Regions from separate parts of the Homo sapiens genome. Here regions 1 and 3 are each linked to region 2. A link is a loop called in an ENCODE intact Hi-C map of the cell type or tissue named here. Cell type or tissue: endothelial cell of umbilical vein. All regions are shown on one strand.

Evidence for each region. A loop is a pair of places that touch in the nucleus more often than their neighbours do. Peaks named below come from ENCODE experiments on the same cell type or tissue, not always from the same donor. Only the 100,000 strongest peaks of a DNase experiment are listed, where the experiment ranks them.
Region 1: a loop joins it to region 2, with 14 times the contacts of the local background. A loop is called at or near these places in 51 of 110 quality-filtered maps.
Region 3: a loop joins it to region 2, with 7 times the contacts of the local background. A loop is called at or near these places in 2 of 110 quality-filtered maps.

The regions. Positions count from the first base shown.
Region 1 is chr11:131,863,959-131,871,958 of GRCh38, reverse strand. All of the region lies in intron 1 of NTM (neurotrimin), which reads right to left. Among named protein-coding and RNA genes, the nearest start is that of NTM-AS3, 29 kb to the left of the region's middle. RefSeq lists enhancers at 2,967-3,492, 3,493-4,018, 5,623-6,129. In endothelial cell of umbilical vein, a CTCF peak has its summit at 4,105 (motif pointing left); DNase peaks (open chromatin) are centred at 2,668 and 4,088; H3K27ac peaks cover 2,107 bases.
Region 2 is chr11:132,123,230-132,131,229 of GRCh38, reverse strand. The region is part of intron 2 of NTM (neurotrimin); the gene reads right to left. Among named protein-coding and RNA genes, the nearest start is that of NTM-IT, 160 kb to the left of the region's middle. RefSeq lists enhancers at 4,690-4,739, 4,840-4,889, 7,238-8,000. In endothelial cell of umbilical vein, a CTCF peak has its summit at 4,064 (motif pointing right); DNase peaks (open chromatin) are centred at 4,059 and 4,789; H3K4me3 peaks cover 606 bases; H3K27ac peaks cover 557 bases.
Region 3 is chr11:132,937,731-132,945,730 of GRCh38, reverse strand. It overlaps OPCML (opioid binding protein/cell adhesion molecule like), which reads left to right. Exons shown (of 8, transcript NM_001012393.5): 2 at 2,721-2,805. Among named protein-coding and RNA genes, the nearest start is that of OPCML-IT1, 420 kb to the left of the region's middle. In endothelial cell of umbilical vein, a CTCF peak has its summit at 4,491 (motif pointing right); no DNase peak of the experiment used is centred here; H3K27me3 peaks cover 1,010 bases.

The DNA.
Region 1 (8,000 bases), 260 kb after region 2:
AGATACTGACACATTCCTCCAAATTTTAGGACTGAAATTGGCTGAAGCTCTTTATTCTTCATAGGGAGAAACTGCAGGAGCTGCAGGGAAACAAGGAAGAGAAGACACAGTACCTGATGACAAAGGAAAGACCTAGGGGACCAACAGTGGCAAATGCAGAAAGAAAAGGAAGAAAGACTTCCCCAGGGAGCCCAGGGCAGGGTGGCCTACAGGAGCCACAAAGCATGATGAGTCTCTAGAGGGGAGGGAGAGAGGAGCAGCTAACAGGTGCAATCCTCTCTCCATGCATCTCCTTGGATTAACAGGGAGAGAACAAGCCCATAAATGCAAAGTATTCATATTGATAAACTATTTGTGTAAGCTTATAGAAATCAATTAATAAACATAGAAGAGGCAACAATGCATAAACAATGTTTGATCGCTAATAGCTATAGTTGTATCATCATAGTATAAACCACACTATAATAACATTCAGTCATGCTGTGTCTGCCTGCCTGTGATACCTCCACTTCCTCAGAAGTCACTCATTGCCTCAGTAGCTTTATTTATTTACTCATGATTTATATTCCACCTACTTGGAAAAAGGGTCTGAGACAGCTTGTGATGTTAAAATATATATGAAGCAGAATAGCTACAAATGAAAATAGGAACACAAAGTTAAAATGAACAAGGAAAGAAATGTATCCAGCACCACCTGGGCTGGGCGACTGAGCACCACTGAGCACTAAATTTAACTCTGAGCTGCCAAGACTCAGAGGGACAACGTATGTTGGTTTTCATGTTCTCCCTGATTAAAACACAAGCATACCCACTCACATGATCACACAAACTCTTTCTTGGTAGTGTTTTGCATGTGCAGCAACAGATAATAAACTCACAATAGATTCAGCTACAGTCTCATAAAAATGTAATGGTGCTTTCAGATGAGCTTTCTCACATTTGTTCCTTCTGTATGGCAGCTTGTAGATTCTGTATTTAGGTTAGGTCAGGTCCTTAAATAGACCCAATCTTACCACCTTCTTTCTGCTACACCTACTATAGCAGGTCTGAAATAGGACTATTTTTTAAAAGACGCATTTGAGTCTTCATCTCAAATATGTTGCATTTTAGGGGAGGTGGGGAGACCGAAGATAAGCTTTTTTTGAAAATTAAGTATTGGGTAGTACATGTGGGTTATTTCTTAGGCTCATTTCTGATTGAGAAATGCTGTGTCCTGTGCTAAAAGGGTTTTATTTCAATCATTTTCTCTCTGAGAATTGGCTTCTAAATTTTGCAAGTTGTTGTCTTTTTATCAGCACTTTCTCCCCCTTAAGATTCAAGGGAATAGAATTCCTTGAACCTCAGAAAAGGTAGGGAGGGGTGAGAGAAGCTGCTCAGAGCTACAAAGGGGCACTGCTTAAAGAGGAGGGCCCTCGCTGGCTCACAGCCTGGAATCCAACCTTAGGCTAGGCTAAGCTCCAGACATATGACCAGGCTGGGGCACCCATCAGGCGGGACAAGGGCTGCCAAGCTTTCTACTCAGAGGAAAGAGACCATCATTCAGAGAGCACCCAATATTCAACCAGGAGCCATTGCTAGGCATTGCACACATACAACTTCAGTTAGTGTGCTATTTCATTTGCAATAGTATTATTATCCCATTTTGTTAATAAAGAAACCACTGCTCTGAAAATTAAAGTAGCTTTCCCAAGATCATGTAAGTAAATGGTAAAACCAGGATTCATTTCAGCTGTCTCTAAATCCAAAGCCCATCCACTTTCTTTCTACTGTGACTTCAGCATGGAACTATTTTTCCTTCCCCTAAGCTTTTGCCTTCACAAGAGTGCATGAAAATGGACTCGATAAAAGCAAAGACTCGAGCCAGAATTCCCAGGCTTCTATCCCAGCTTCACCTCCTGAAGGTGAGGGCCATTCATCAAGTTACTTAAACTTCCTGTGTCTGTTTTCCATCTTGTAAAATTAGCGTCTGCTCTGTACAGCTGAGGTGTGAATGAAATAAGATGACTTTTGCATAGCACATGGTCTGTGATCAGTAAATATCGGCTGACTTAAAGCTGTACCAACAGTGAAGTCCTTAAGGCATAGGAAAGGTGAGTGAGAGCCGTGCTCACAGAGCAGTAACTGTTCAGAGCTGGATGGGCCAGGCTCTAACCTTAAGATTTGCTTCCATTTCAATGGGAATTCCAGGAGCTATCTTAGATGAGGAAGGACAAGGGACAAGGAAGAAAGCATGGGACAGTGGCACCTGGGCCTGAGATCTACAATTAAATTAAATTTTCTGAATTATCACTGAAGTTTCCTTCTGTTTCTAAAAGTCTATCATCCTCCTAAGAATAAAATAAAATGAGAGCATAAATTTTTAGAAATAGCAGTTGGAAGGCTACAAGCTGGCATCGACTAAGCCATCTGAAATAATTTTAAATTTTACTTGGGACAAAAGATGAGCAAGGACAGGATGAGCCAATTTCTCGGGAAGCCAGTGAAATGTTAACAGATGCCGGAGACAGTAGAACTTCTTCACTCTTATATTGCTTCCACATCTACCCCGAAGGAGAGTGGGGAAGTCTTCAAGCTACGAAAGGTAGAAGGAGTTGTTGTAAATCACACAATGACTGGCAGGGCCGGAAAGGACTCCTCCTCTGAAACAATGGTTTTCCAACAAGTCATAGCGCGTAGGCGGGGAGAAGCAGCTATGAGTTTGCGCCTGTTCCCTCTTCCAGTCATCAAGGAAGGGAGAGGGCCCGGGAGATAAACTTGCCTGACGCTAGGGGATAGCACACACATTAAAAAAAGTGAAATCTACTAATTTTTACTCATGTTCTCAATTGAGAGTTGAGGATACTGAAGGCACATTGCGGGGGGCTGGGGGGTGATTGCACGTGGTCATGCTGTCTGTCAGTGGGAAAGACTGAGCTGAGGAAACCACCATAAACCACGTCAAATGCAGGCTGAGCTGGGAAAAATGTATGTAAGGTCAAATACTTGTATTCATTTGCCCACAAAACTTTATTGAGTTCCTATATGCAACAGTAGTGGGAAAACAAAGTGGTGAGTCTCTTCAAGACAGAGGGATGGGATGTGAATACAGATAATCACAGTGAAAGGCCCAGGTTACAGCAGAGGGGTCAAGAGGAAGTGCCTGGAGAGATCAGAGCAGGAAATAGATCTTTCTTGCTGATGTCATCAGGACAGCCTTATAGGGAAGGTAGCATGTGAAGGGGAGATTTGAGGAGTCATTTGGAAATAAAATACGACGAGGACAAATTGAAAAAGAAAACAATAACAAAGGTAGAGTGACACAGAGCTCAGGGTGTGCACGGACATCGCAAGAAACTCAGTTTGGCTCTCGAAGAGGGAGGGCAAAAGAGGTGACCCAGTGTGAGGCTGGAAAGGTGTGTCATTTCCAGATTGGAGCCAGGCTACAGCCGGGTTTGATTCTGCAGCTGCTGGCAGTGGCGGCCCACTGAAGGGTCTGCACAGAGCCCGACACAATCAGAGCTGGGCTGGAAGGTTAACCTTGTGGTGGTGTGGAGAGGGCCGGAGTGCGGAAAGCCCACAGGCAGGGAGGCCAGTTAGGAGACCATTGAATGAGCTCAGGTGGGAGGTGATCAAAGACTGTACTGGACAGGAAGGAAAAAGAGGTAGGAGGGAGGTTTTGATACGAAAGACTGGGACAAAAAAGGGTGGGTGGCTGCGGGGCTTGGACAGAGTGAGGGCGAGGAAACAAAAACGCCAGAGAATTCAGCTCCTTTTTTTCTCATCTGTAAAGCAAAAGGATGCCTTGGATTCTTTAAGGTTTATCCAGACTTTAAAATTCTAATTCTAAACTGGCTACAGGGGGACCCTTATCTCCCAATCACACACTGAAATAAAGCAAGGTACGATGTATTTAGTTTCCACCTGCAATTCAATCAGCAAGTCAAAACAATACTGGCTTCGTAGTGAAGAAGCAAGACTCCAGGGTGTGTTTGGGGTTTCCTCTCTCTCCATGCAGATAGCTCTTCCACTCAACATGGTCATTCTTTCTGAGGTCTCCAGCAAACCAAAACAGCTGGCAGTTCAGCCTGGCCTCCCGCAAAACTGTACCTTCAGCTCCATCTGCTGGTGGTGGGGTTCCGTGGCCTGTGCTTGTGTGTAAACCAAGTCCTCATTTTGTGCCCCAACACCCTCTCTGCAAATCTCATGCCCGCATCATACACACAGGCATATACATACACACAGACACATTTACACACACAGACACCCAGACCTAGACTCCTACAGACACACAGACATACATATGAAGAAATGCACACATGGTTATACATACAGATACACAGACATAAACACAGACACACACATGCATACATACACACACAGGTATGTGTACACACACATACACACAGGCAGACACACACAGACACCCAAACACGCACACACACAGATACACTTACACAATACACACGTGTACACACGCTCACAGATAAACAGGTAGACACACACTCAGACACACACAGACACACACACACATACACATATGGTTATTCACACTGATACACACAGACGTAAACACACATACAGACACACACGGTCACACACACACCCCCAGACACACAGACAAACATACAGGCAGACCTCTCCATCCGCACGCACACAGCGTTTTCCTCCTTGCTGCAACCTCTCCACTCCAGCCTTTGCGGATCCTTCCAACTTCCCCACTGCGTTTAGGCATCCCTGAGACCTGCTCTCTGGCAGGCTGGATGTGTAAGTGGGACCACATTCTTTCCCGAGCCCTGCACAAAGCGTAAATAGCAGATGGGTAGGACTGCAGTCTTTGAGAAGACACACAGTTGGACACCTGAAAAGCTAATTTCCTGGCTAATTTACTTTTGGGCTGCTAATTGATCCTGCGATTGCACCCTGTCCTCCCCTCCCCTAGTCCAAGAGGCCCAGAAGGAAAGGGAGTGCCCCCTTCCCCCACCTCCTCCCTGTTCTCCATCTTGGCTGCCGCGCACTGTCCTTGCTGTCATTCCACGGGAACTGGGAAGACACCTGGTTCCTCCAAAAACATTTCCTATTAATCTACTTTCCCTGAAGATATCAGTTTGTCTAAAGAATCCTAGGTTCAAACAGATTTTATTTTTAAGCCAAAAAAAATCACGACATTGTAGTGAAATCGCCACTTTTTTTTAAGAAAAATGCCATTCCCAGTCACATCTCTTAATAGCTGCCTCCTGGTGGCAGCCTAAATGATGAATCCACCAACCTGTTTAAAATGTAAGGGAGGTGATTTCAAAAATAATCCGAGGGTGTTTCTGACTGCAAATGCAAATTCCTTTGTCAGCAGTCTTGGGCGCCATGGAGGGCGCAGGTATTTTTAGTCCATATAGATTTGCAGGGGAGGGGGAGACACACAGTTCACCCACTAAATTAATGTGAGGTGGGTCTTAGTTTTGCATACTCATTCCTTTGGGATTTGGAGCTCTGAAGGCATGGCCAACCTGGCCCTACGGAGGAGTCAGGGCAGGTCCCCGTGCCTAAGGCCTGCCCTTGGGTTTGTTCCAGGCTTCTGGCCCCAAGGAGCTGGGACTGAGAAATAGGCCTCGGGCTGCAAAACACAGCCAGCAACCTGCAGATGCCATTGAGGGGGACAGCCCCACCCCCACAGGCAATCTTTGCTTTGTTTTTTATTTATTCCCATGTAAATTTGGGACAAGGCTGAATGGAAAAAGAAGGGTGAAAAGGAAGCACCTGCCAACGCATGCATGTGTGTGTGCAGCATGAGGGTGTGAACAGCATGTGGTGTGTGTGCTGTGTGTGTGCACCGTGTGTGTGCGGCATGCATGTGTATGTGAGGCATGTGTGTGCAGCATGTGTGTGTGTGTGCATGTAGCATGTGTGAGAGTGTGTGGGGTGTGTGTGTAGTGTGTGTGTAGCATGTGTGTATGTAGCATGTGTGAGAGTGTGGCATGTGTGTATGTAGCATGTGTGAGAGTGTGTGGGAGGTGTATGTGTAGCATGTGTGTATGTAGCATGTGTGAGTGTGGGAGGTGTGTGTGTAGCATGTGTGTATGTAGCATGTGTGAATGTGGGAGGTGTGTGTGTAGCATGTGTGTATGTAGCATGTGTGAGTGTGGGAGGTGTGTGTGTAGCATGTGTGTATGTAGCATGTGTGAGTGTGGGAGGTGTGTGTGTAGCATGTGTGTATGTAGCATGTGTGTGTAGCTTGTGTGTGTGCAACGTGTGAGAGCAGGTGGGGTGTGTCAGTGTGTGGGGTGTCTGTGTTTTTGGTGTGTATGTGAGTGTGTGTGTAGTGTGTACCTGTGTGTGTGCACCTGTGAGCATAAGAGGGTTGAGCAGGGTGTGAGGGCAGGGAGCCTGCCCCACTAGGCCAGGCTAAGCACGTGCATGCAACTGTACTAAGAATCTGCTAGCATTGTTCTGTTTGCTTGTTTTGGGTTTTGATTTTTAAACCAGCTATCAAGTGCAGAGCACAAGGGAATTGTTAGGCTGGGTGAGCACAATACAGTGATTGCCTTTGGAATAGCTCCGGTGGTAACCAATCACATAGTTCATATAAATACAACACATTCAGGGGTCTTCTGGACACTCCCAACTTCACACATTGATTTATATTATGCTCACAAGCACATTGTTACCTGGCAAACTGTATACTCTGAATTTTGTCTTGGTGTGACATAGTAAAACAGGCTTTGGGATCCAACAGAAGGGGCTTGAGTGTTGGCTTTTGCCATTTGTCAGCCATGTGATCAGGGGTAGGCTACTCGATCTTTCTAAGCCTCAGCATTCTTATCTGTAAATGGGGATACTAATACCTGCCTTTGGGGACTTGTACATTGTCTCAGGGTAGAGCGCATGATACAGCCCAGAAAATGAAGCATGTGCTCATCTAACAAAGACTGGGCAACTTGAGGCAGGTTCCAGAACATGGAACACCCACACAGAATGGTGCTGGAGGTGGGAGACCCACTGGGCCGGTGCGGGAGAGGTTGCCAAGCTTTCCTCTTTCCCAAGCTCAGGCCCTGCTGGCTCAGTCGACTGTCAGTTGTCTAAGCCCAGAAACATTACAGGGCAGAACTGGGAAAGAATCATGGACATTAAAAAGGGCAGATATCAGCTCAACATTAGGAGAGACATTCTGAATATGAGAACTGTCCAAAATGGACCAGGAGGTAACAAGCTCCCTCTCACCAGTTGTGTTCAAACAATGCCAGGAAATCCTGGTCAGAGGTGGCACATAGGGAAACTCTTTCATGCAGTAGAAGGTCCGACTATATCAAAACCAAAATCGAACATTCCCTCAATGCTAACAGTCTTTGTTTCTGTGAAAAAGAAAGAGGGTATTGCTACTCTTATTCTCCCTTGAAACCTAACACTCTAGAAGTCCCTGGTCCCTGCTGGAGGCAAAGAAATAATAGGAAACCTCCAGGGTTTCAGAGCCTTGCACTGGGACCATTAAGCAATCCATTTACAGCAAGAGGGAGAGTGAGCCTGAGAGTCAGGTTTAAAATGATAATTAGCCTTTGTGATAGTCTTAATTGAAACCAGTCAGTCCAGCGGGAGGAGTTCCTGGACCAATCCTGCCTATTAGGCTCTCCAGCAGCAGGAGAATCCTGCTGTCACATGACAAGCTCCAGGGACTGACCAGAAGCCCGCATTAAGCAAAGGAGTCGCTCCACACTCTTTCCTTCCTGATGGATCCTGCCCTGATGGATTTGTTTCGTCTTTCGTTGGATTGCTTTTCTCCCCTGCCCCTTTTCTTGTCTAAATCTTTACATTTCAAGAGGATATATAACATCCTAAATTAGATAGTCCTTCTATTTCTTGTCTTCAGGGTAATTGTGTGATTGACTGATCTAACTCCCTGCCTCTCACTTCTCTTCCTTCCTTCCCTCCTTTCCTCCCTGACCCCCGACTTCTTATGCTGGGCACTCCATGCATTCCATTTCTTATTCTGCCAACACTCCATTTCTACAAGGAAATTCATCAGGTGCACTTTT
Region 2 (8,000 bases):
TGGTTACTCACACCGGGCTGCCAGAAGCATAACACGCGTGCATCTATAGCACATGTGAGCTATGCCACTAGAAGTCACAAAGCAACATTTTGTGCTCCACAAAAGCTTTCAAAATGAGAACGGAGAATGCAGCAGACATTTCATGACAATGTTTTTGTTAATTAACCAGAAAAATAATAGCTCAAACTTTCCTTGCACATGACAGCATGCAAAGCCCTTTCTCATATAATTCATATCTCACAGCATCATCATAAGAAAGTTGGAGGCAGAGACACATCTCAAATCCCAGATCTGAGGCTATGAAATGTGTGATCGTGGGCAAGTCACTTCATCACCCTGGGCCTCGGTTTCCTTTTCTGTACAGGACAATGGTAATGTCTATGCGGCCTCAGCCGTGCAGTTCTCACCGTGAGAAATCTCCCATCTTGCTCTGTGGGGATCCATGAAGAGCCTGCTGGCGGCTTAGGTCTGCTGCCGGCAACTCCATCAGACTTCCCTATTCTCTGAGGGGCAGGGCTGTTTGAAACCCCTAGCTGTTCCACTTTTGCCAAGGTGAATGGAGAGAGGAAAGGTCCAGGAGATTAGACTAGAAAGTGGTGTAGAACTGTGAAGGCAGGGATGCCAATTACTAAAATACGATACATGCAAACATGCCTTCACTTCCTATGCAAATTCTTGAGAGAAAGAAAGGTGTAAGTGCAAAGGAGCATGCTGTATTTCACCTCAGCAGAACGCAGAAGAACCAGATAGTATTAATTAGAACTTAAACGCATGAAGTAAAATTAGCAACATGATTGCTCCTCTCATTGTAATTATCACGGGAATTAAAAAAACAAGGCAGAGAATGGAAAATGCGGTACCTTCCTTTTTTTTTCCACTTGAGAGCCACATTCCATACCTCTTGATCTTATGACTTTCTCTGACTGGTGTGGTATCTCCTTGCATCTCCCTAACAAAGCTGAACCAACTCCCACTTCCGAGGCTTCACTGTCTTTCCCTCATCCCGCTACTCATCTGATTTCTAGATACGAGTGGTTTCATCTGTCAAGATGATTTCCTATTACTGGTCACCTCTGGGAATATCAGACTAGGTTCCCTTCTCCTTCTGAGAATATTTACTGTGAAAACAAATCTCCTACTCCCAAAGTCCTAACAGACTCTGGAATTGAATTCTTCTAATTAAGAATCAGATACATTTACATTTCAGCTTCATCCAAACCTGTTAAGAACATCCAGAGAGAAAGAGGAAGGCTGTAAAGTCATTGGCAGGAGTTGAGGTTGTTCTCAATAAAAAGCCTGACCAAAACTGCACAAGAAAACTCAAGAAAATGGAGGTAGGTGAAGATGAAAAAGGGGAAGAGAATTGAGGAAACAGTGGGAGAAGACAGACAGACATTTCTGGCAAAGCTCAGAATGTTGAGGCTGTATCCATTTGGTACCTCCTGTACTGTATGCTCTTCTTGGTCTTTCTAATACAGTCCTAGGAGCCCCATTTTGAAATGACTGGTGTTGGAGGACAGATATTCTGTGTGTGCACTGAAGAAAAATAATGACAAAAATCAGTTTTTATTTCCTAAGAAGTCTTCCCTTCCATGACTTTGAGGTAGAGCCCACAGGAAGCTGTAGATTAACTGAAGCTAACCTTACTTCTAGGTAGGCATGAAAAACCCACCTGAGGTCTGTCTTTAGGAATTCTGTCTTAAAATACATTTCTCCTGTCTTCAAAGCCAGAATGGGAATGCAGGGCCTAAGCTACTGGGTCAAGTTACCCAGAGTTCTGATACATCGGCTGATTGGGAACAGCAAGACCTCAACTCAGGGCTCCTGGGATCTGTTTGCTTCCCTTTGTTACCTTACTGAGGATAGTGCCAGAGACTCTGAATCAATATATGTGTGAGACACAGGAAAACTATCCCCTAAGTTGGTTCTAAACTATCACTTAGAGCATCAATAGTAACAATACGTACACAGCTGTATGCACTATACAACATTGCTCTTCCAGAAATGCAAACAGTTTTGGATACCAAGTCCCTATACAGCCACCTCCAAATTCCTCTTCTAGAATATATGACCAATAGACCCCACCCTATCCACCCTACCAACACACACACACAAACACACATCTTTTGCAAACTACACTTTTCCAGCGGCACTTTCTAAAGAGAATTGTTCACTCAATAACCTGCTGGGACTTGTGACACCAACCCATCCCAAAGAAAAATTTCTACACTGTCGATAGTGATTTCTGACCTTACCAGCCTCTTTTTTTTTTTTTTTTTTTTTTTTTTTTTTGAGATGGTGTCTCGCTCTATCGCCCAGGCTGGAGTGAAGTGGTGCAATCTCAGCTCACTGCAAACTCTGCCTCCCGGATTCATGCCATTCTCCTGCCTCAGCCTCCTGAGTAGCGGGGACTACAGGTGCCCGCCACCGCACTCGGCTAATTTTATTTTATTTTTTTATTTTTTATTATTTTTTTTTTAGTAGAGACGGGGTTTCACCGTGTTAGCCAGGATGGTCTTGATCTCCTGACCTCGTGATCCACCTGCCTCAGCCTCCCAAAGTGCTGGGATTACAGGTGTGAGCCACCATGCCCAGCCCCTTATCAGCCTCTTGTACCTGTGTGATCACCTGGCAAGTTAAGTTGGTTGGGTGAACTCCTACACCCACAACTATAACCCACTGGAAGATTCTTTGAGGCTCCTGTTTCTGCATGAAGGAGATATACATCTGGACAGCCTGGGGCCAGTCCACAAAGATCTGAGGATGGTCCCTGGAGAGGCAACATCTGATGTCCTGCTCTCTACAGTCCCCAGGCAGCCTCTAAATTCTACAGCTGAGAGAGTAAACAGGACTAGCAACAGTTGAGATGTAACATTGTGTATGCATATTCAAAAGACATTCATTATCTGTAGGACATTGTTTAGAAATTGCTCTACTATTTAATTTGTGATAAATGATTAGCAAACATGTTTATCAATGTAAAAAAAAAAACACACTCACAGAACAACTTTAATTGGATTCATATACTTTAGTGTCTGGGAAAGCTGAGAAGCAAACCATCCTATACCACTGCCATGTGCTTCTCCTCTCCAGCGTCCTGTCCCCAGCCATCTGCCCTCAGACTTCATCTACAACCCCAGACAGCCTTCTGCCAAATGTAAACTGATGGTCACAGGGAAAAGGAGAGGACATATGGATGAGAGTGCCCAAATATGAGAATATCCTTTGTCGACAAAAGCCAGAAAAGTGTAAATCTTTCAGAGAGCCAATGCCCAGGCCAGCATCCCACCTGGTTCAGTCCCTTGGATGGGGAAGGGTGGATCTAAGACAAGAGCTTGGCTCTGGGACTTGCAGGCTATAACGTTAGACACTACTAAGTCTGCCGGCATGACACTCTTTCTCCTATTAATAGCAACTTCTTCAATTTGCTCGCCCCAGAAAACAAAATGAATGAGGCTTGGCTGTGAATGTAGGGAGACTAAAGCCCAGGATGGCAATAAATCGGAGAGCAGAGTGGCAGACACTGTAATCCGCCGGAATGCCGCTCTGGCTCAAGGAAAAGAACCTCTTTGGGGAAGCAGTGGAGGGAATCAATGCCCATAAAAGCATCCGAGGCAGCAAGCCACAGCAGAAAAGATAGATACTGTTGACCAGCACATGCAGCAGATTGCTGGTTGTAAAACAAAATAGAAAGTCATTAAAAAGGTGGGCAAAGGGCACGATTGTGTGATGTGGATGTCACAGGGGACCTGTGTTATAGAGGGCTCAGGCCTCCCCATCCGTCAGAAGGTCAGCATCGCCAAGACTGCCTGGAATCCCACACTGCAGATCCCTCTCTATGCGCTCACCGCAGCAAGGTGAGAGATGGGTTAGTATTTATTGCCACTTATGTAATAGGTCTATTTGGAAACACATTCTGACTCGCTTATCAGGATATTAATACATCACAGCATATTGAGCTGTATTCATTTTGGGTTCGGGTTGCTTTAACCAAAGACTTTCCTGGGAAGCCTGCCAAGGTATGTTTTTCTGGAACGAGCTCCCTTTTCTGCCTCATTCACCACCTTTCGATCCACCAGAGGGCAGAGTCAACCCATAAGACTCAGGCTCAGGGACTTTGGGGGGCAGTTTGAAATAGGAGGAGTTTTGGGAGAACGCACCAGAAAAGCAAAGGCCTGAATAAGTTATTCATCCTGAAAGCTGGAGATGGAAATAGTTTCTGGAACTCTCAAGAAAAAAGACTGACAATAAGGCCCGAAAGAAGCAAGTTAAATAGTTCTTAATGTGCTGTGCCTCAGTTTCCCAACATTTGAAAGGAGCAGATGCTTGAATCATTTCCAACTCACCCTGTAAATTAAACCACGCTTTGCGGGTCACAGAAAACACCTCTCACAGCAAAGGAGGGGCAGCTGGCAGAGAAACAGGCTGCAAGGTCGCAGCCAGCACAAATCGGAAAAAGGCACGTTCTGGAGGCTTCTTCCCTCCTTCTCGCTTCCCTCTCCCTTTGCCTCCTGGTAGGGCTCTTTCTCCTTCCGCATTTCCATTCTTGCCCTCTTTCTCCTTTTCTTTCTTGTGCTAGTTTGGCTGCCCTCTCCAGCTCCTCTCCTCTTGGGAGAAATAAAAGTAAAACCAAAAACAACTGCTAGGGGAGAAATGACAGCAGCTGCTTCCTCCCCCTCCTCCTGCCCCCGCCATGGGAGGTGGCTGCGAAGTCCCCGCACACTGCCAGCCATGGTGAGAGCTTTGATTTCCAATCTGATCGCCTCATTTTGTCAGCCTCTGCATAACACAAACAGCTCAGCCCCCACTTATCACAGAAAAGAAGGGGGTGATGGAAGGAAAAAAAGTAGAAGGAACACCTTCCTCTCCCATAATAAATAACTGGCACAGGCATCTCCTGTCACCCTCAGCATTGTCCGTGGTGTGTGTCTCCCTACCTTGCCATTAAGAAGTAACTCACCACAGCTGGGCTGGAGAGAAACAGTATCTCCCTGCTATTGTTCACAGCGTTCTTGTGTGACAATTTCAATCCATCAGACTTTTCTTCTGCAAAGAATTGATGGACTAAGGATCCTCTGGCTCGGAGCTGTTTGTATTTCTGCACTCGTTCACACACCCAGGTGGCGAGACCCTTGCGCCCACTCAGTCTCTCCCACTCCCACATCGCGCAGGGGCGCCTGGGGACCCAAGCTGCTTATGGAAAGCGAGGCTCCACCTTTGCTGGGCTGCGCTTCTTCCTCTGCCAACAGCCCACTCATCCCCCTTGCCTGGGACCCCTGTTGATCTCTCTTACACACACACAATATACACACACACACATACAAACACATGCACGCACACACACCACATACCACAGCACACACCACATACCACAGCATACACCCAGCCACACACACACCACACACCACACATACCACACAGCACACACAGATACACAACACACAACACACATGCACCATATACCACAACACACAAAATACACGCACCACATACCACACACACATCACACACCACACACTACACACCACACTCACACCACATACCCCACTACGCACTACACATGACACACACACCACATACCACATGACACACATACCACATACACCACCAAACACCACACACATCACACACCACACACTACACACCACATACACATTCATACCCCACCACACACCACATACATCACATAGCACACACTACACACCACACACACCACATACACCACCACACCACACACGCATCACAGACACATCACACACCACACACTACACACCACATACACACTCATACCTCACCACACACCACATACATCACATAGCACACACTACATACCACATACCACATACACCACCACACACACATCATACACTACACACTACACAATCACATACCACACCACACACCACATATACCACATACCACACCACACACACACACACACACAAACACACACCAGTACATTATTTATCTTCTACTTTACACTCTAAGGGAGGGTTTGACTTAGTCTAATTCACTCAATAAAATGAAAACATCCTTTCCTGATTCACTCACTCAGTCGCCTCATCTTTGTTTGCATCCCCACTGTGAGCCCATCCGTTTGCGTTTGCTGGGACTGAGTGTAGACAGATATGCGGGCAGTGTGAGGAAGGCAGGGTGTGTCTGGGAAGGTTGTGCTCTAGAACTCAAGATGCAAATCAGGCCCACCTGTAGAACTTGCTTTACTTATTCATTTGGAGATGGATGTCATGCTGGCACCCAGGCTGAAGTGCAGTGGCACAATCATCACCCCTGCAGCCTCCAACCAGCCTCCAGAGTAGCTTAGACAACTGGCGCTAGCTACAGTACCTAGGAGTACAGAAGCTAGGACCACCAGGAGCAGCTATTTTTCTTTATGTTGTTGTTTTTTTGTTTTTGTAGAGACAGGGTCTTGTTATGTTGCTGAGGCTGACAATTTCAATCTCCTGGACTCAGGCAATCCTCCTCACTTGGCCTCCCAAAATGCTGGAATTACATGCATGAGACACCACACTCAGCCATTGTGGAGCTTTATATAAATGCCTGTACTTTATAAATTACCCAAGCAACCCCGCCCTGCGCGTGCGCGCGCACACACACACACGTACACAAAAAATATTCAGAACAATTTCCACAACTTTTTCTGATGTGCAAAACTGAGAATCATTATTGTGAGCAGCTGCTGAGTAGGATTTGGGTAGAAATGGGGAGGCAGATGGGCAACAAACCTGGACAGGTGAAGAGAAGTACTTTCGTGAAGGGCATTTTAAGTTATGTTAAGGAATCTAAGGCGCAGGTGCCAAGAGCTTCCAACAGGGCGGCACTGTGCTGGGACCTGTGTTTTGGAGCCTGTCTCTCCCTGCAGACTGAGAGCACTCACAAAACCACCAAAAGCCAGCCCAGCCACGGCTGCTGAGATCTCAGGGAGGGCAGGGCCCCAGGGGCTGGACAGGAAGGGATGGAGACAGGAGACACCGGGAAGTAGAACCCATGGCCCGATCGAAGATCCGGGGATGGGAGGGGCAATAGCAGAAAGGAAGGGGCATAGCACAATAATGACCCTGACTAACGTTTATTGATCACTGGAGTGTGCCAGGCACTATGCAAAGCACTTTACTCAGATCATGTTATGTGAGCCACACGGCCACTCTGTGTGGTAGTAAACAAAAATATCTCCACTTTACCTGCAAGGGAACTGAAACTTAATAAATTGCCTCGGGTCACAAAGCTACTAAATTACAAAGCAGGCACTGGATCCTACTGACGGTCTCCAGGAGACGGACACTCTAAGGCAAGGTACAACTCTGCCTCGTGGTTTCTGTCCTGAGAAAGTGGGATGGGATGGGTGCAGAGTCCTAAGGAATGGAATCTGGGGGAAGGCTGTGCACACGTAGGAACCTAACTCTTGGTCAGTAACCGGCACATGCGTGGTTCTCTAATGGACTCTCCTGGGCTGGTCCTGTTTGCCTGCCCAGGCTGTTGATGCCTTTAGCACACGGTCCATTCTGCTGTGCCTCAGAGGAGCTATTGCCAGCTGGTCTCACGGCAGGTACTCAGGCACCTGTTGGCTGGCTCATCAAATGCGCATATAGCATTGTGTATGGGAAGGACCAGTGGCAGGGGATTTCCCTAGCTCTCGCCGAAAACAGAACGGCCATAGGCCCATCCACATTGCTACCCTTGGCTTCCTGGTACTCAAAGCTTGGATCAGCTTCCTCTGTCGTTCTATGCAATGGACCACACAGACATGCCATAACTGACACTGTTATTAATTGTTGGTCTCCTAGTGAGGCTTCCAGAGACATGGTTGTGTTTAGAAAAGATGGCAGATTTGCCTCCATGAATACCTTTCTGTAGAAAGCACGTAGGTTTACCTCCCCCTTCACCTACGAGAGAGCCTCTCTTCTAACTACCCCTTCTCCCCACACTGCCCCCTGTGCCTTTCCAGTCCCTTCTCTGTCCTTGCCATGGACAGTGCATTTTAC
Region 3 (8,000 bases), 810 kb before region 2:
TGTACAACGTGTTTGTGTTTTAAGCTAATGTTATCATGCAACAGTCAAAAAGTTAAAATAATTCAAAGTGTATAAAGTTAAAAAGTTACAGTAGGCTAAAGTTATTATTGAAGAAAGAAAAATATGTTTTGATAAATTTAGGGTAGCCTAATTATATAGTGTTTATGAAGACTACGGTGGTGTGCAGTAATGTCCTAGGCCTCCATTCCCCACCCGCTCACTGACTCACCCAGAGCAACTTCCAGTTCTGCAAGCTCCGTCTGCGGCAAATGTCCTGTACAGATGTACCATTTTTTAATCTTTTGTACCATATTTTTATTGCACATTTTCTGTGTTTAGATACACAAATCCTTACTATTGTGTTACAATTGCCTGTAGTATTCAGTACAGTAGCATGCTGTACAGGCTTGCAGCCAAGGAGCAATAGGCTCTACCATACAGCCTAGGTGTGTAGTAGGCTGTGTCATCTAGGTTTATGGAAGTACACACTAGGATAGTCACACAATGACAAAATCTCCTAAAGACAGTTCTCAGATTGTATCCCCCTCCATAAGCAGCATATGACTATATATGTTTCACTATAGCTGATATAATTAGTGATAAGTATTCTCCCTTCTAGGTAAGATGCTCTAATTAAAAATTTTAGACCTACACATATATGTGGGCTAACCCTTTTAGAATGGGGAATGGGGCAGTATTTATTTGTGCTCCTTCTCTCAGAACTGAAAGCAAGTAGTATGCCTTTGTATCCTTCAGCAACTAAAGTAATAAACGATAAGAGCTTAATGCTTATTTTTGAATTAAATTTCATTTTGCCAATTGTGCAGAGCCCAGTCTAATTTAACAAAAGGCTCTGAGAGAAAATACAGTAGAGCAGATGCACATAGCAACCATTAAATTAGAATACAACGGGGAGGCTTCTGCCAGGGGAGCGGAGAGGGCCTCCCGAGGGGCCCAAGGGAAGCGGAGCTCTGGGGTTTAGAGCAGAAAGAGACAAATCCGAGACCAAAGAAAGGGGGAGGCTGGCTTCCAAAAGCACCCCAGTCACCTCCCAGCACCACTGCGGCGCCGCTTCCTGTGAGGGGTTTTAGGAGGATCAGTCCTACTACTTTTTAGGATCTGGTGTGTTTTTCCCAGCCCTTGCTTTTTACCACGATAAGGTGTAGGACAGGGACAATGTTGCATGCTGTGTTTTAAGGAGAAATTGAGATTTGCCACTTTGGGGACAGGCGTCCAGTGGAGGGGCACGGGCGTTTCCGAGGTGGGTCCTCGGAGGTGGGTGCACTCCACCTCTGCGCGGGCCCAGGACAGCGCGCCGTCAGGGCTGGACTTGGCTGGGCGGGGAGCCGTTCGCAGCGCGATGGACACGCACACCGGTGCCCCATCTGGCGTGGGCAGGGTAGTTCAGCTCTCCAGGGCGGGGTTTGTCAACTTCTGCGCTGGCATCGGCGAGGGAAGGTGCCAGTGTCAGTTTTCAGTTTGCTGCTTTCCCCAGAACTCCCTCTCCCGCCCTCCCCTCTCCCTCCCCGCTCCCCCCACCCCGCCCCTCTGTAGGGGAAGCCGCTGCGAGGGGCGCCGCGTTCTCTCCGCTGGCGCGGGTGTCGGGACGGAGCGAAGTGGGCGCGGTGCGGGCTCATCCCCGCAGGCATCCCCAGCCCGGTGGGCGCGGCGGAGGTTAAGGTGGGCGCCCGCCCGTCGGGATGAGCGCGCAGTCCGCGCCGCCCGCCAGCCCGCTCGCTCCGAGGCGGCACCGGGAGAAAGTGGCGGTCAGGGATGGAGCTGCTGCCATGACAACCCCGGCGGTCCGGGCCCGCGCGCGTCGGGGCTGCTCCCGGGAGGAAGGCGGCGCGGAGGCCGGGGGCGGCCGCTGAGCGTGGCGTCCGCGCGTCCCCGCGTCTCGTGCCGCGTCCCCGGAGGAGGCGGGGGCCGCCGTCCGCCCAGCTCCCCGTGCGCCCGGAGCCTGCGCCGGGCGGCGCTCCCCCGGCTGGCCGCGAGTCGCCGACCGGGCTGCAGAGGACGGCCACCGACCGGACGACCCTGGCTGCGCCGGCTGCGCGTCCCCGCCTTGGAACTTTTTGCCGCCTTGGGGTTCCAGATGCGAGACCTGGGGCTGGGGGACACGTACATCTGTCCATGTGTGTGATCTAATAAACCATTTCCTCCTCTCCTTGAAGCCGCAGCTTTTTATGACAGCTCCTGTATGTCAGAGACACTTGCCTTCTTCTTTGGGTTATAAACTTTTGATGCCAGAGCTCTGCAGAACGTGCCCAACTGAATCTTAAAGTAGCGTCTCGAAGAGAGAGGCAGAGAAAGCGCAATCTGTGACCTTCATCCCCGCACCTTGCTTCTTCCTCTCCCCTCCTGGCCGCCTCCCTCCTCCCCAGGGGAGCGTCAAGAAAGCTCTTTTTGGATGCAGGAGGGGGCATCTGGTTCTGCTAGGCTGGAAAGCTGAGGCAGGATCTGAGGAAGAATTCTCAGACTCCGGAGAGCCCGGACTCCTCTCTTCTCCTTCCCCCTGCTCCTGGCGAACTCTGCCCCTTCCCTCCTCCCCGCACCGCTTCCCGAGCCCGCTGGTGCGCGGGGCGGGGGACCAGGACTGTGCGGCTGCCGGAGTCCTGGGAAGTTGTGGCTGTCGAGAATGGGGGTCTGTGGGTACCTGTTCCTGCCCTGGAAGTGCCTCGTGGTCGTGTCTCTCAGGCTGCTGTTCCTTGTACCCACAGGAGTGCCCGTGCGCAGCGGAGATGCCACCTTCCCCAAAGCTATGGACAACGTGACGGTCCGGCAGGGGGAGAGCGCCACCCTCAGGTAGGGAGCTGTCCTTCCGCGGGGGCCGAGCCCCTGGGCTGTGGTCGCTGGGGAGAGGAGGGAAGAGGGGGCAGAAGGCTCCATGGGGGACCGGAACGCGAGTGGGCCTTGTGCAGGCCCGAGGGGCGCCCGCTTGCGTGCTGCCGTGCCGACTGCCGTGCCCCTGGACAGGTTTGTCCTGTGCTCCGGCTATGCTGGTCCAGGATCTTATGCGTGAACCTTGAAGTCCACGTGTGGGACTCCATGGTTCTTTGAAGCCACGACAGGCTAGATTCTCTCCTGCTTGGGCACCGTGATGAGAACATGAGTGCATGGGTTTGAAACACTGGGGGGCTAGCCTGAGCCCCTTGGATGGCTGTCACAGGCCAGAAGGTACATGATGAGGCAGGATCGTCCTCAGGACCACCAGGCTAGCCCTTATCAGAGATGCACCTCAAATGTGAGGCTGTGGAATTACCAGTGTCAGCCCACGGCCTGTTATGAGTCTCCTCAAGACCCAGCACTCGTGCCAAACCTGGTGTAGTGCTCCTAGGGTCCCTATTGTAAATTATGACAGCAGTTTTATTTTTGCAGACTGGGTCCAAGGAAAGGAAACATGTAGCTTTTATGCAACAACATCACTTCTGTGTGAAAAGCACAATAGGAGAGCTTTTTGTTTTACCTTAATGAGTTACAGAGAATCACTTGCATGCTCCAGGCAGAGAGGTGGAGAATCTTGGAATATGAACCTTTGGGGACTGGACTTGCTGCAGCAGATACTTTAATAAAAATGCAGCCACCACTTTCCACCAGCTCAGCAGATATCATCTTTTATCCCTTTAATGAGGCAGTTCTGGTCCTAGGAGACAGATTCAGGGACGTCCCAGCTTAACTATGTCTCACAATGTACACAGGGCGAATGCATTTGCCCTGCCTATGACTTTGATGGTTATGGTGACAATAAAACATCCTGACCCAGATTCTGCAGCCAAAATGCCTGGCTTCCCCTAGGACAGTGTGACGGTGGGGGTTCTTCCTGTTCCTCCCTTGGCTTTTCTGGTGGAACCTTTCCTGCATCTAGACAAGCCTCTCCCTGGAGGAGGAAAGACCTGTCTCTGGGACACCAGAATTCTTTTTCTAAGCCCAAGGGTGAAGATTGGATTCTGCCACTTTGGGTGATACTTAGCTGGATCTTCTTTTTAGTTAGAGAACAGGTCCCAGAATCCTGTGTGCTGTTTCTCAGAAGCCCAAAGCAAATGGAGAAAAAAGGAGAATAGAGAGGCCCTTCCTGGAGATGTGAAGGAAAAGTCCTCCTGGCCATGTGGGTACCACTCAGCCTGCCCCAGACTAGAATGTAATATCCCTACTTCATTGCTTCAAAGAAGGTCCCATGAGGAATCAGGGAACATTTCCCAATACGCATTTGCAGTGAGCTAGTTGGCTTAAAGATATAAGCAGCACACGGGTTATAATACATGTTAACCAAGAAAATGTCAGTAAATATTACCAGTGTTCAGGGATGTTGATGCTGCCACACACCTCTTTACCATCTAATGTGCCACTGGGGGCAAAGAGGTCTAGCATTGAATAGGATCTCAGTCGTGAATTTTCCAGAATCCTCTGTCCTCTTCCTGTCCCTCAAAATTAAACCAGAAACTTCAAAACTTGAGCTTTCTGCTTTCTGAGATGCAGTAAGACTATTCCACCAGCAGAGGGCCAGCTTCCATCTACCAATTTTTTATTAGCTGTTGGCCTGTTTTCATGATCTTCAATTCTAATGTTGAGCAGCTGGGCTTGGGAATGGGAATGGGAATAAAAAAAGAAAAGCTGAATAGTTGCTTTTTGTTCTTTGCAGAAAAAAAGAACAACTTACATGTTCTAGCATAACTGTTATCTGTTATCTGATTGCATGGCGTAATTTTTTTTTTTTAAGTAAGCACATGTATCATGTTGATTTTGCGTCTCTTCTATACATTTACCCCAGAATAGGGAAATTCAGCACGTTATCTACATTTTAATCTCTTTAAATCCTCATTCTCTTAGCTCATGTCATCTTCTCTTTTATTATTTTCTTCCTTCATTTTTATCAGATGCTCCCATAATGTATACTTTCGTCTATTACTCATTATTTTCTTTCTTTTTTGTCTTTATCACTTAAGTCTTCTTATTCCTTGATTTTTTAAGGTTTTGATTTCACTGCTACCACAGTGTTTCCTAAAAGAAAATAAACATCTTCTGCAAATTTCTGTGTGTCCCCATCTCTCTCCTTTTGTTTTCACTCTTTTGCTGTATTGGTGAAGAGTTCTGTTCCCATCTTAACAAACAACTGATTTGTCAGTACTCTGAGGGAGAGTCCATGTTTTCAGTTTCTAGAAGCCCATGGCTTCAACCCCAGATAAATATACCATGTTTTATTTGGTGGTGTTTTTTGCTGTATAAGCTGTAATTCTTAAGTGTGGTTTCTTACTCTTTTGCCTCCTTAAAGACATTCATTAGGGATTCATTACCTGGGAACTGAGTGTTCCAAGCGCATCACATGTTTAGATTGCACCAAAAAACACTGAATGATACCCATGCCCATCACACGAAAGCTCTTTTAATGTGGTTGTCCTGGGTCAAACTATCTCGAATCTGTTTCTAAATCTTGAATGAAGTCCCATAAGGAGGCCAGAGACCTACTAGGAAAAGCAAAGGAGTCACGAAACCTGGGCCTGCCTTTCACTTTCCCAGTGAAAAACTGCACAGCTCAGAGAAGAGTGATTTTCCTCCTTTGGGATATCAGTTTTGTTGTGACAGGTCTTTGATTGCTCTGAGGGACATTAGGAAGTGCTGTGCCAAAGAAGACACTGAAGCTTTGAACGTGGATGAAACTCGTTTTCTGTAAGTGAGGCAATATTATCCTCCTCATAACTACTTCATAGGGTTACTTGAAAAGCAAAAATAATTATTTGAATATTGAGTTATTTTGCCCTCTTGGAAGAGAGATGATATGGAAAATGAAGGTGCTCTTCACTATGGTTGAATTATAGCTTCCATGAATCTGATTTGAATTCATTATTACAAATGGGCCCTCTTGGCCAGAATCACTTCATTACAATTATCTGCTGTTGGGTTGAAAATGTTCTGTGGCTCTGCATTAGATTAGATATGACAAGAATCCAGAAGTCATGTGTCTGAATCAATGCCCACATCAGGAAAGGAGCCCAGGATGTTCAGTGTGGTCAGCTGGTGTCTATTAAGCCATCTCAGCAGAATGGATGATGGCCAGTTGTGCTTTCTTCACAGGCCTCAATCTCCTCAAAGTTTGCTTGAGTTCTTCTGTGGGTCCACATCATCTGTGTACATGAACATTTTGAGGGGCTGCGGTGAGATGGAGGCAAGGTGGTGGTTGTAACTGTTCCACTCAACGGGAAAAGTTCCCACCAACATACTGGATTTTCTTTCTGGTTTGCTTTTGTTTTGGTGTTTTGTGTTTTTTATTTCAACAGCAGGATAATCAGTTTTGTTGATCCAGGCTTGCTGATCTGGGATTATGCTTAATGGCTCTTTTCTAAAATGTCCCTGCATTTTCATTTGGAGTTCTGAGCTAATCCATTCAAAACCAAGTATTTGAGGTTTAACTACTGCCAAGGAATAATCTGAGCAGTGGGGATTTTGCCAAAGCAACCTGGGCAGTAGAGTTTCCAAAGCTAAAGTTCTGTTGTTTGCCTGGGTGTGTTTCTGTACTTTGCACCTACCTTCAGCTCCTTCTTATGTAAATTAAAAGATTTTGAGTAGCCATTAGACTATTCAAAACAAATGCATTATTTTTCCATTTCAGTGTTTCAGTTGTCCAAGCTGAATAAGAACTGGGTAAATGCAAAGACTTTACTCCTAGTCTGGGAAGACAAAGACATTAAAAGACACTCAAGCAGGGACAGGTCCATAAAGGACCTCTCCAGTGGTGGCACTAACCTGGTTGGAGTTATCTGGGATGCTTTTTAGAAATTCCATTTCCAGTCTCCCAGATTGATGATGTCAAAATTCCTGGGTTTGGGGATGGACGTGGCCATTGAAAACATCTTTTCCAGTATTTCTAATGTGGAGCCAGGATTGAGAACACTGCTCTAAAGCCCTTTCTGGCCCTAGAGCCTCTGAGCAAGGCTTATCCAGCGTCCCTGCTTTCCAAGGAAGCATCTTCCCCATGGGTGCCTGCACCTCATGGGCAATGTTAATGCCCTAGAAAGCTCTGTGTCTGGGGGCCTAGGCACCTGGGGTTGATTCTTACTCTACCTCTCACTAACTCCACGGCCTTGAGCACTTTCAGTTGAATTGTGTACATACAGGAACAATATCTATTATAACTGGTCTGCATTATCAGAGGAAAGGAAGTATATGGGTTGTTCTGTGAGCCATAAAGCAACATATGTGTGCAAGTTATTACTGGTACTAAGTTGAACTCCTCAATAACAACTGACAATACTCACACATTTTTTTCAGTTTTGTCTGCTCCATCTCGTTCTTCCTCTATCCCCACACTTATACACAGCTTTAAAGTATATTTGTTTTTTCACAGTTCCACCCAGAATTCTTTCTGCTTGTCAAGAATTGCCCTCATGAGAGTTCCAGTAACTCTTGCTGCTAACACTGTTCTAACAGATCCACACTAGGACCTGTTATTTTTTCATGTGTGGTTATGGTTAGTCTGGGGGCTCCTGGAGCTTAGGAGCTGTGCTTTATGTGTTGACTATAGATACTGTGGTGGATACTAAAGATTACAACAAATAAGTATTGGTTTAATGCTTTAATCCATCTTAATGGGAAACAACCACTTCTAGTGTATTATTGCCTCTACAGCAATGAAACCCTTATATCTAAACAATTTTATTGTCTTCAAAATATGATCCTGGGATATTCAGGCACAGCAGTTGGTTAGCGGTCTTGGAGGCCTGAGGGACTTTTGGATTCCACTCAAATCACTTGCCAGAGGGGACAGTTGAATCCACCAATGATGGCAGTCTGATCCAAACTATGCAAAGTCTTCACTATCCCTGAGGTCAAGAAAACAAGCAGAGTGGCAGAGTGAAGAGCAGTAGTACTAGTGCTTTTTAGAAGCAGTAGAGGAGCACATTTGGAAAGCATACCTGTCTCTGCAGAGATTTGCCTTGTGGGCCCAAGGAGATACACAATGCAGGGAGGCAGCAAGAATGTTGGCATGTCCTGGGTTGGGTCATGGC